Linked DNA regions of Homo sapiens: region 1 is linked to region 2. Evidence: read pairs that join two places in POLR2A ChIA-PET (ENCODE). Cell type or tissue: HepG2. All regions are shown on one strand. Each heading gives the region's core, and the rest is flanking DNA. Links, peaks and the distances in the headings are about the cores only.

What was found. Peaks named below come from ENCODE experiments on the same cell type or tissue, not always from the same donor. Only the 100,000 strongest peaks of a DNase experiment are listed, where the experiment ranks them.
Region 1: POLR2A ChIA-PET joins it to region 2 with 6 read pairs; 1 of 35 experiments calls an interaction of 5 or more read pairs at or near these places.

Annotation. Positions count from the first base shown.
Region 1 is chr11:32,089,767-32,095,145 of GRCh38, forward strand. RCN1 (reticulocalbin 1) reads left to right here and starts at 1,308. Exons shown (of 6, transcript NM_002901.4): 1 at 1,308-1,684. The coding sequence starts at 1,431. RefSeq lists a silencer at 1,023-2,052 and an enhancer at 2,521-3,242. In HepG2, for the core only: no CTCF peak of the experiment used is centred there; a DNase peak (open chromatin) is centred at 3,145; H3K4me3 peaks cover 1,529 bases; H3K27me3 peaks cover 980 bases.
Region 2 is chr11:33,832,844-33,838,222 of GRCh38, forward strand. No RefSeq gene overlaps it. Among named protein-coding and RNA genes, the nearest start is that of LINC02721, 13 kb to the left of the region's middle. In HepG2, for the core only: a CTCF peak has its summit at 2,787 (motif pointing right); a DNase peak (open chromatin) is centred at 2,818; H3K27me3 peaks cover 539 bases.

The DNA of each region.
Region 1 (5,379 bases), core at 139-5,138, 1.7 Mb before region 2:
ATTCTCCTACCCCAGCCTCCGACTAGCTGAGATTACAGGCGCCCGCCACCTCGCCCAGCTAATTTTTGTATTTTTAGTAGAGACGGTGTTTCACCATGTTGGCCAAGCTGGTCTCGAACTCCTGACCTCAAGTGATCTACCTGGCTCCGCCTCCCAAAGTGCCGGGATTACAGGCATGAGCCACCGTGCCCGGCCTTCTAGGGATTCTTAACCTGGGGCTCATAGGTGGGGCTTCAAAAGATCCATGAATCCTCCGACTCTTTAATCAAGCACCCGTGTCAGTAGCTGTATGTGCATTTTTCTGGAAGAGGATCATGGCTTTCAATGAGTGTCAAAAGGCTGAGACTGCTCGAGACCTCACCGTCCAATACGGTAGCCATTAGTCCCGTGTGGCTCTTTAAGTTTAGATTTAAATTAAAATTTCAGTGCCTCACTTACACTAAGCTACACATCAAGTGCTCAACAGCCACTACCTACAGGCCAGACCAGATAGAGGGCATTTCCATCATTGCAGAAAGTTTGATGGGACAGATATCTGTATTGGTAGCATTACCAACTGAATACAGGTAAGATTGGATCCAACTAGTGCTTTTGTAAAATGAGTTACCAACATTTAGAAATAAAACATAAAAATCTAAAATCCTGATTGATTTCATTTGGGAAACAGGACTATCTATCAGCGTGGGGCCTGCGTTCCCCTGGCAGCTGGAACGCACAGTACCGCTCCCTTTAGAGGGACTCTTGGTCATATAGAAGTTCCCCGCTTGACCCTCCTTGACGACTGACAGTACGACCCTCGTTTCTAGGGGACTTCGCCCGTCTTGGTCTCCTTCCAGGCTCGCGTTTGTAACCAGACTCCAAATTTTACTAAATGGGGTTGAATTGGGTTTGAGAGCACATCTTAGAGCAGGGTCTAGGGCTGAGATTCGGGGTCTCAGTTGGAAGTTGAGGAAGGGCAACGTCTCCTTCCTTACAGTTTTCCCGGAACTGTAGGAAGTCAGAGGGAATTTTATCCTGCACATCTGTTGCTTGACAAAGAACTTCCCAATCCTCCTCCGAGCCCTCCAGTCCCTAGCCCAGTTCGCCCGGGCCCGCCCCTAGCAACAAGATCGCGGGGAGGGGCCGAGGCGAAACACGAGCCCCGCGCCCACCACCCCAGCTGGCGACGTGGCTCCGCGGCCCCGGCTTCCCCCGGCAGCTCAGCGACCAATGGGCGCGCGAGCGGGGCCGCCCGCAGCTTCCCAGCCCGAGGCCCAGGCGCGCCCCTCTGCTCCGGCTCGGGGCGGGCACTGGCGGAGGGACTGGCCAGTCCCCTCCTCCGCGCCGGCCCCAACCCTGTCGCTGCCGCCGCGCTCCGAGTCCCCATTCCCGAGCTGCCGCTGTTGTCGCTCGCTCAGCGTCTCCCTCTCGGCCGCCCTCTCCTCGGGACGATGGCGCGCGGTGGCCGCGGCCGCCGCCTGGGGTTAGCCCTGGGGCTGCTGCTGGCGCTGGTGCTGGCGCCGCGGGTTCTGCGGGCCAAGCCCACGGTGCGCAAAGAGCGCGTGGTGCGGCCCGACTCGGAGCTGGGCGAGCGGCCCCCTGAGGACAACCAGAGCTTCCAGTACGACCACGAGGCCTTCCTGGGCAAGGAGGACTCCAAGACCTTCGACCAGCTCACCCCGGACGAGAGCAAGGAGAGGCTAGGGTGAGGCCGCGGCCAGGGCCCCGTGGGGGGCGGCGCAGGTGTCCGAGGGCCGCCTGGGCGAGAGCCACGCGGGATACCACCGCCAAAGCGAAAGCGAAATCGCGCGCGCGGCCTCGAGGATGGGGCCCTGCCCAACTCGGCGCTGGGGCTCAGGCTAACTTGCTGGAGGGCCCCGGGACCCCAGCTTGGAGATCGCCGCCGCCGCGCCCCGGCCGGGGTGGTTTCTCGCGGGGAGGCGAGAACGTGGCAGCGGCCGCGGGAGCCAGGACGGCGAGGGCCCGCCCCCTCCCCCAGGTTGCATCAGAAGGGAGGGGAGAGTGCACAAAAGAAGAGTTTGTCCACAGTGGCCTGTTAGTGCCATGAGTTCCTCCCCACTCTCTCGCAGTTTCTCTCTGATCCCCCACTCCCGGGGAGAAGGGCTTGAGACACTCGCTAAGAAAATCTCAGGGATGAACATAAATGGATAAAAGATGAAGGGGCAGGCGAGCGACAGGCTTGCTTCCTGGTCTCGGCCGCAGTGGTCTTGCCTTTTGCCTAATCGCCCTGTAAATCTATCGTAAGGAGTCTGGGCGCGGTGACTCACGCCTGTAATCCCAGCACTTTGGGAGGCCGAGGCGGGGGGAGGGGTGGGGAGATCACCTGAGGTCAGGAGTTCGAGACCAGCCTGACCAAACGGCGAAATCCCGTCTCTACTAAAAATACAAAAATTAGCCGGGCGTCGTGGCACACGCCTGTAATCCCAGCTACTTGGGAGGCTGAGGCAGGGGAATCGCTTGAACCCGGGAGGCGGAGGTAGCAGTGGGCCGAGATTGCGCCACTGCACTCCAGCCGGGGCTAGAGTGAGACTCCATCTCAAAAATAATAAAAATAAAAATAAAATAAAATCTAGTGTAGGGATACAAAAATCCGGTTGAAAAGGGACACGCAGTTTCCGATTGGAAACACGAGGGAGCAGGAATGGAAACGGTTCGCCTGAAACGTTTCTGTTGGCAGCAGATGTCTGCAGAAGCACTCAGTTCTTTGGCAACTGATTTGTTTGGGGGGCAAAAAGCTGGAGGGTTCTCTTGGTGGTGGAGGATTTTGACTTGGGCTGTTAAAGGCAGTTGAGTCAGGAACCAAACCCGGGAAACAAAACTTCGGCGCATTTTAGTACACCCTCCCCGGGTCCCCTGAGGAAACACTTGGGCACTGTGCGGAGGTATCTGGTGGTCCTTGCACAGAGGACCCAGCAGGCAGCCTGGTCCCAGATGGAGGCAGGGCTGGGGAAGAAACCAGCAGTCCTGCCTATTGGGCACCAGGTCTCAGATCTCCCTGAACCTGATTCCTGGGGGTGGAGGATCTTCATGTTCTGCCACATGAAAGAGAACACAGCCATCCCTGTGCTCCTGGGGGCCTCCAAAGGCCAAAGTGTTTCATTGGAATATGAGGATAAATTATACCTATTGTGTAGGTGCACCATTTGCCTGCTCTGATAAAAAGACCTTTGAACTTCAAAGTCACCTCCAAACAATTACCTTTTATCTTGCAGAGTACTTTCTCTTCTCAGTTAGGACTTAACAATAGGGGCCATTGATGAGTTCAGTCTATTGTATTGCTTTGAGGCACTTGGAGACTGATTTATCCTGGAGCCCTGAGTGGCAGCCACATTGTCACTGGAGAGGAGGCAGGGAGAGGTTTTGGGATTTGGAAAACTTTATAAGGTGTGGTCATGCAGCTTCCAGTTAATGCCTTCATTGTGACAGTTCAGCCTAGTAGTGAGAAAAAGTGACGGTGAAGTTGGTCTGGATTTGATCCTTGTATCAACACCTTGACTTCATTCATTTATTCATGCAACAAACATTTGAATGGCTACTGTGTACCAGGCCCCAGTTTAGATAACTGGCAGGTACAAAGATGAAACCTTATGCTCTGGGCGTCGAAGTGCTTGTAAGCAAATGTGGAGGAGAGAAGCACAGACAAACTAGCCATTATGCACAATTGCTGCAATGATGGCCTATAAAACCTACTGTGAGCACATTCAGGAGAAGGAGCCGCCAAGGCTGCAGGTTAGAGAGAGGGGATTGGGGCTGTCACCTGATCAGAGTTTGTAGGATGACTTGGAGGTTGCCAGGTGTACAGCAGGGGAAGGCCTTCCTGAAGAGAAAACAGCCCATTTCTAAAGGGTTTGAAAAGCGTTCTGGGGCATGAGGGGTGGTGAGTCTGCAAAGGGGCAGGGAAGGGAAGTGAGAGGTGAGAATGGAGGGGAAACCAAGGGCAGAGCAGGAAGGACCTTGGTGAGATGGACATGAGATGTTATCCTGTACATTGTCAAAATGTCATAATCCCCAAAACTCATTGGGAAAGTCAGGCTGGCAGGAGGGCAGTACACAGAGAACATAATCAAGGCACAGACTAGACCAGTGGCAGGGAGAGGAGGTGAATGCCAAAGGGGCTTGGTCTCTCCGGATTCCAGGAGGGGATGAATCTAGACACCAGTGGGAGGCAGAACTGGCAGCTCTTGCTCTTGACTCAATGAGGGGGAGAAGAGAGAGGTAGGAATCAAGGGGACATCCGGGTCTCTGGCCTTAGCCACCAGATGGGTGATGGATGCACCATTCACTTGTAGGTTAAATGTGGGGTAGAGGCGGGGTAGGAGGTGCTGGAAATTATGGGTCCTGTTTGGGATGGGGCTGAGTGTGAGAAGCTGCCCCTCTGTCCAAAGCTTCTGTTTCAGTGGTCCCCTCCAAGATTGGGCTGAGGAGGAATGAGTGTGGCTGGATCTAGGCAACTTTGTCACCATCACCTGTCAGTCCTGAAAATGTGACAGCTCTAAGGCCCCTAAAGACACCTGGACCAGAGGTTGCAAAGTGGGAACCCGTAGGCTGCATGCATTCATAAATATGCGACACAGTGTAAATTACTTGCCCACGTTTAAAGTTTGAATGGTTTCACATACAGACCCCCATATCTGGCTTCTCTTGACACCTTTATTCCCATGTGTCAGTCATCGTCTGCAGCAGAGTCGGCCAGCCCTATTTGGCGGCTAGCAGGGTACCTCCAAGTGGCCATAGGTCCCATCAAAAGGTTTTGCTCATTCTGTTACCTGTTGGTGTTGAGAACAAATGATGATGGAGTTGGTCTGGGTTTGCTCCTTGCATCAACACCTTAACTTCATTCATTTATTCATGCAACAAACACCCGAATGGCTACTGTGTAGCAGCTACCATCAGCCACTGATCTAGATTATTGTCTTTAGTGAGGAAAAGCATGCATTCTCTCCTTTATTCCTCACAACATTCCTTGTGAAGTAGGTGTTCAGTTTACAGATGGGGAAACTCAGAGAGTCAAGACACTTGCCCAAGATCACGCAGATAATGGGGACCAGAGGCAGGACGGGGATCCAGGTGTTCTGATGAAAGTGCTAGGCTTCATCTCCATCCTAGCTGCCTTTCCCAGGATCTCCCTTGACATTGTTAAAGAGAAGGTTAAGATCTTATTTATTCTTACAACAAATATTTATTGAGTCCCTAATATTTGTCAGGCTGAGCTATGTCCTAGATGTTTATTTGGCATAGATTAGATGCTGTCCTTTCCACAAAAGAGGATTGTAGAGTCTGATGTCATTACCCTGAGATTATGTTTCCCAGTTGGCGTTGGGTAACCCACTGGCATGTCTCCACTGTGTCCCCAGGATCAGAGCAGTGCTTGGCACATAA
Region 2 (5,379 bases), core at 294-5,293:
TGCGCCGAAAAGTCGATTTTATACGACAACTGGCGATGACCACCTCAGTGACTGGACCCAGAAGAAGCTCCAAAGCACTTCCCAAAGCCAAATTTGCGCCAAAAAAAAGGTCATGGTCACTGTTTGGTGGGCTGCTGCTGGTCTGATCCACTATAGCTTTCTGAATCCCAGAGAAACCATTACATCTGAGAAGTATGCTCGGCAAATCGATGAGCTGCACCAAAAACTGCAATGCCTGCAGCCGGCACTGGTCAACAGAAAGAGCCCAATTCCTCTCCACGACAATGCCCAGCCGTATGTCACACAACCAACACTTTGAACAAAAGTTGAAGGAATTGGGCTACACAGTTTTGCCTTATCCGCCATATTCACCTGACCTCTCGTCGACTGACTACCACTTCTTCAAGCATCTCGACAACTTTTTGCAAGGAAAACGCTTCCACAACCAGCAGGATGCAGAAAATGCTTTCCAAGAGTTCAAATGTTGAAGTATGGATTTTTACACTACAGCAATAAGCAAACATTTCTCATTGGTAAAAATGTGTTGATTGTAATGGTTCCTATTCTTACGAATAAAGATGTGTTTGAGCCTAGTTATAATGATTTCAAATTCATGGTCTGAAATTGCAATTACCTTTGCACCAACCATATATATATATAATGTATTTCTAATAAAACATTTTTCCTGCTCTTTCTCCAGTGCCTAGAATAGTGCCTGGCACATAGTAGGGGCTCGGTAAAATTTGCTGAACTAATGAATGGGCTCTATGAATCTTATCAATGTTCTAAATGCTAGCATTTTATAGATAAGGAAACTGAAACATCAAAAAGTTAACTTCCATAAGTCCCACAGCTAATTTCTTTATCTGTAAAATGGGCGTATAAATATTGCCTTTCTCATTATTATGGGGAGCAAATGAATTACCATATAACACCTTAGGGAGTGTGTCTGGCTCAGTGTTCGTGCTCACAACTGTCTATGGGCTGGGCGCAGTGGCTCATGCCTGCAATCTCAGCACTTTGGGAGGCCGAAGCAGGTGGATCACAAGGTCAGGAGTTCGAGACCAGTCTGGCCAACATGGTGAAACCCTGTCTCTACTAAAAAATACAAAAATTAGCCGGGTGTGGTGGTGGGCACCTGTAATCCCAGCTACTTGGGAGGCCGAGGCAGGATAATCGCTTGAACCTGGGAGGCAGAGGTTGCAGTGAGCCAAGATCGTGCCATTGCACTCCAGCCTGGGTGACTAGAGTGCAATCGACTCAGCCTCCCAAAGTGCTGGGATTACAGGCGTGAGCCACCAAGACCAGCCCTAAAAATTCCTTTCCATTGATGCTTCCACTCAAGCTACCATCCCATTTTTCTCCTTTTACCATCTTTTAAAACTCCTTTTCAAAAAAGTAGATCTGAAAATTAATCTATGTTGTTAGAAGTAAATAAATCAATTATTCATCAAGCTATATATATTTATGTGCACTTTGAAATATATACATATACATATTACTTTACTGAAAAATTAAGAGAGAGAGTAGCTTAACTAACCTCCTCTTCTCTAGTTTTCCTTCCCTCCTCTCCCATTCAATCATTATTCTCCCTTGCAAATTGGCTTCCATGCACAGTGTCAAAACTGTGGCCCCTGCCACATCTCAGCTTCCTCACTATACACTGTCACCATGCTGTCCTGACATTCTCCTGTCTCCAGTGTCCACTCGATGGTTCGAGTTCTTTGTCCACTTTATGAGTCTTGCTTTTCATAGGGCTATATACACCTCTGCGGCCTTTCCTTGCTGTCTCTGCCTGCTAATGTTCTGCCCCTTTGTCGAGATCTAACTCAATTCTGCCCCCTTGTCAAGATCTAGCACCTTCTCCTGGAAGTCTTCTCTGGTTTCCCTAATTCTACATCATCATTGCTCACTTAGCACTTTGGGATAGTGCCACTTGTGGGCCAGGTACTGTCTGAGGTAATGGAAGACATTCAGCCCTGCATTAGTTATTGGTTTAATATTAAGTTTTGCTATTTGCATCACAAGAAATACAGACTCATTTAAGATTTACCTCAAGTACCTGAGGGTGTATAAGGGTGATGTCTTACCACCTTTCCATCTGAGAATTTGTCTTCTGGGAATAGAAAATAGTAATGGATTCTTGACCATTGTTTCTAAGCAAAGCATGCCAGAGCTCATGTCACCCTTTCTAGTAAGAAGTTGTGAGTTTGCACTGAAGAATTATAATCAAAATGCGTAAAGCTCCCTCCCCTACCTCCACTTAAAGTTCTTTAGGGATCCTTCTGGCTCATCTGCAAGCTCCCTAATTTAAGGGACAAGTCTTTTTTCCCTTAAAAAGTTTTCCTGGGTTTAACTCCTCCCCTTCTCCCACTTTCTGCAGAGTCAATGGATTTACCCTTGAGAAGATTCTGCCTTCTGTCCTGGGGCAAGTGATGAAAGTCTCCAGCTCCCAGTCTGACTCACGAGAGTAGACAGCCTTCTGCAGAAGTTGAATTATAGACTGTGGCCCCTCCCCTGTTTTCTACCAACAGTATGAATGAGCAACACCAGACTGGACCTCAAGAATGTTTCTCCAACTGGAATTTCTCTTCTCTGACAGAGACTTGAAAGCAGCTATAGTAAAATCTAGGCATGATGATCTATGTTGGGCACTGCACAAGCACTCCTCATTCAACAAGGTGCCGTTCATATCAGAGATGCTTTATTATTGTGATAATTTTTATATGTTTATTTTTATTTTGTTTATTGGAAAGATTGACGATTTGTATGTTTCTTACAACTTCCCGGCAGATGGCAGTAAAGTGTCTTGTTTTAAGATGTTTACTATATTTTGTTCAGAGTCCATTTACAAAGGAAAAATGAGTCAGTATTCGAAATCAACATGTCTAACATCATCTGAAAATAACTTTTACTTCTAAACAAGAAATCACTTTATCTATTGGTAGGTGAGTGTTTAAATGTTTTTTAAATCCCTATTGTTGTTAGAGCTCTGGCTAATTAATATTTCATACTGCATTTCACATTATCTGCTGTGTTCGCTGCACCCAAAAGCTATTCCTGAATTCCTCGTTTAAATCTACAAGAACTTTCATTATTAGATTAATCACCATCAAATGACATACACTCAGATAATCCACAAAATGAATTACATGCACATAAATTAGAGATTACCACTTCGTGATCTGGCTAGTTCTATAATGGAAATTGCTTGTTGTGCATATCCTGTTAATAAAAATATTAATGCTTGATAATATTTAGCAGTCTGTTAATTATATATTTTGTATGTTATGTACATGTAAGTTCCGAGATAAAATACCATTGATTTTTTGCTCAGATACTACAAAGGAGTTTTTAAAATTAATTTCAGAATCAGAAAACATGGAAGGAAATCAAAGACAATCAATTAGACTACTGAATATATTTTTGGAGAAGATAGAATCAGGAGGCAAAAAATGCTAAATTAGGATGTGGATTTAATTTCAATATTTATGTCAGACATAACTTGAGAAAAAAGTGGAAGAGAAAAAGAAAACATTAAACTAGATTTTCTTTTCCCTATCGAGGTACTTGGCTATGTAATTTGAATTTTTGTCCATAGAACACTCTATTTGAAATTTGTCTACAAAATGTATACATAAGAATTTTAACTTTCCATCGTATTTAACTACTATCAGTACAGGTAGGAAGTTTTCAGAAATTACTTATTCATAAATTTTTTTTTTTTTTTTTTTTTTTTTTGAGACGGAGTCTCGCTCTGTCGCCCAGGCCGGACTGCGGACTGCAATGGCGCAATCTCGGCTCACTGCAAGCTCCGCTTCCCGGGTTCACGCCATTCTCCTGCCTCAGCCTCCCGAGTAGCTGGGACTACAGGCGCCCGCCACCGTGCCCGGCTAATTTTTTGTATTTTTAGTAGAGACGGGGTTTCACCTTGTTAGCCAGGATGGTCTCGATCTCCTGACCTCATGATCCACCCGCCTCGGCCTCCCAAAGTGCTGGGATTACAGGCGTGAGCCACCGCGCCCGGCCCATAAATTCTTACCAATGTCAAACCGACCACGCCCCTTATTATTCTACCTTAATGGTTTCTGTGTTTTCTCTATATTGCAAATTCTTCAGGGATGAAAAAAAAGTGTCAACTGAAGAATAAAGATGTTAGAATGGGTTGGCAGTACTTATCACATAATACTAATAAACAGAGGGTAAATGCACTTCAATGGTGTTAAGAATTCAAAGATTTGAAATATATATAATATAAAGTGATAAAGATGCTATGATAAAGAGAAACAATATCATGTGCACGTAATATACATGACTCGGCTTTGACAAGACAACATCTAGGGAGAAGATTATCCAGGAAACTACTAGTGCAGTGATGCAAATTGTCTTCCGGCAGGGCATGATGGCTCCCGCCTGTAATGCCAGCACTTTGGGAGGCCAAGGTGGGCGGATCACTTGAGGTCAGGAGTTTAAGTCCAGCCTGGCCAACATGACGAAACCCCATCTCTACTAAAAGTACAAAATTAGCCAGGTGTGGTGGTGCGTGCCTGTAGTCCCAGCTACTCGGAAGGCTGAGGCAGGCCCTCAGCCTTGAACCCGGGAGACAAAGGTTGCAGTGAGCCCAGATCGTGCCACAGCACTCCAGCCTGGGCAACAGAGTGAGACTCAGTCTCAAAAAAAGAAAGGAAGGAAGGAAGGAAGGAAGGAAGGAAGGAAGGAAGGAAGGAAACAAGGAAGGAAGGGAGGGAAAATTGTCTTCCTTAGCAAAAACTATCAAAAATTCAATAAAATATGGCACATTGATACCAAATAATGTTACACAGTTTTAAGGAATAAAATATAAAAACCAAATAGTTAAACTGATAGCAGAAGTAATGAATGAACTAATTTTGAAAAAGATTATTTATCTTTATTATTTCAGATACAGTCTCTGGTATAAGCCAGGTAGAACACATAAAGCTATTAGAACTACACATAAAGAACACATGAAACTATTAGAACACAAACATTTCATATGTGGATATTTGGGTGAGGGAGGTTGTCCAGTAGATGACAAAAGAAAGCATGTACAAACTTTCAGAAGGCTACTTGCAAATGTAAAGAAAAGTTACATACAGCAATGCCACAAGTATGCATAGAAATCATAATGGATTGCAACAGAGGATCCTAAAAAAGGTCTAGAGTATTTTATACTTTTTGTTATGTGTCTTTACATTTGATATTGAATGATGCAGCAAATATCTATTTTACAGCACTGAATTTTTTTATATCATCTAAGAAATTATATAACTACTCTTTTTTTTTTGCTAAAAAAAAAAAAGGGATAGATGTGCAGAACGTGTAGGTTTGTTACACAGGTATACGTGTGCCATGGTGGTT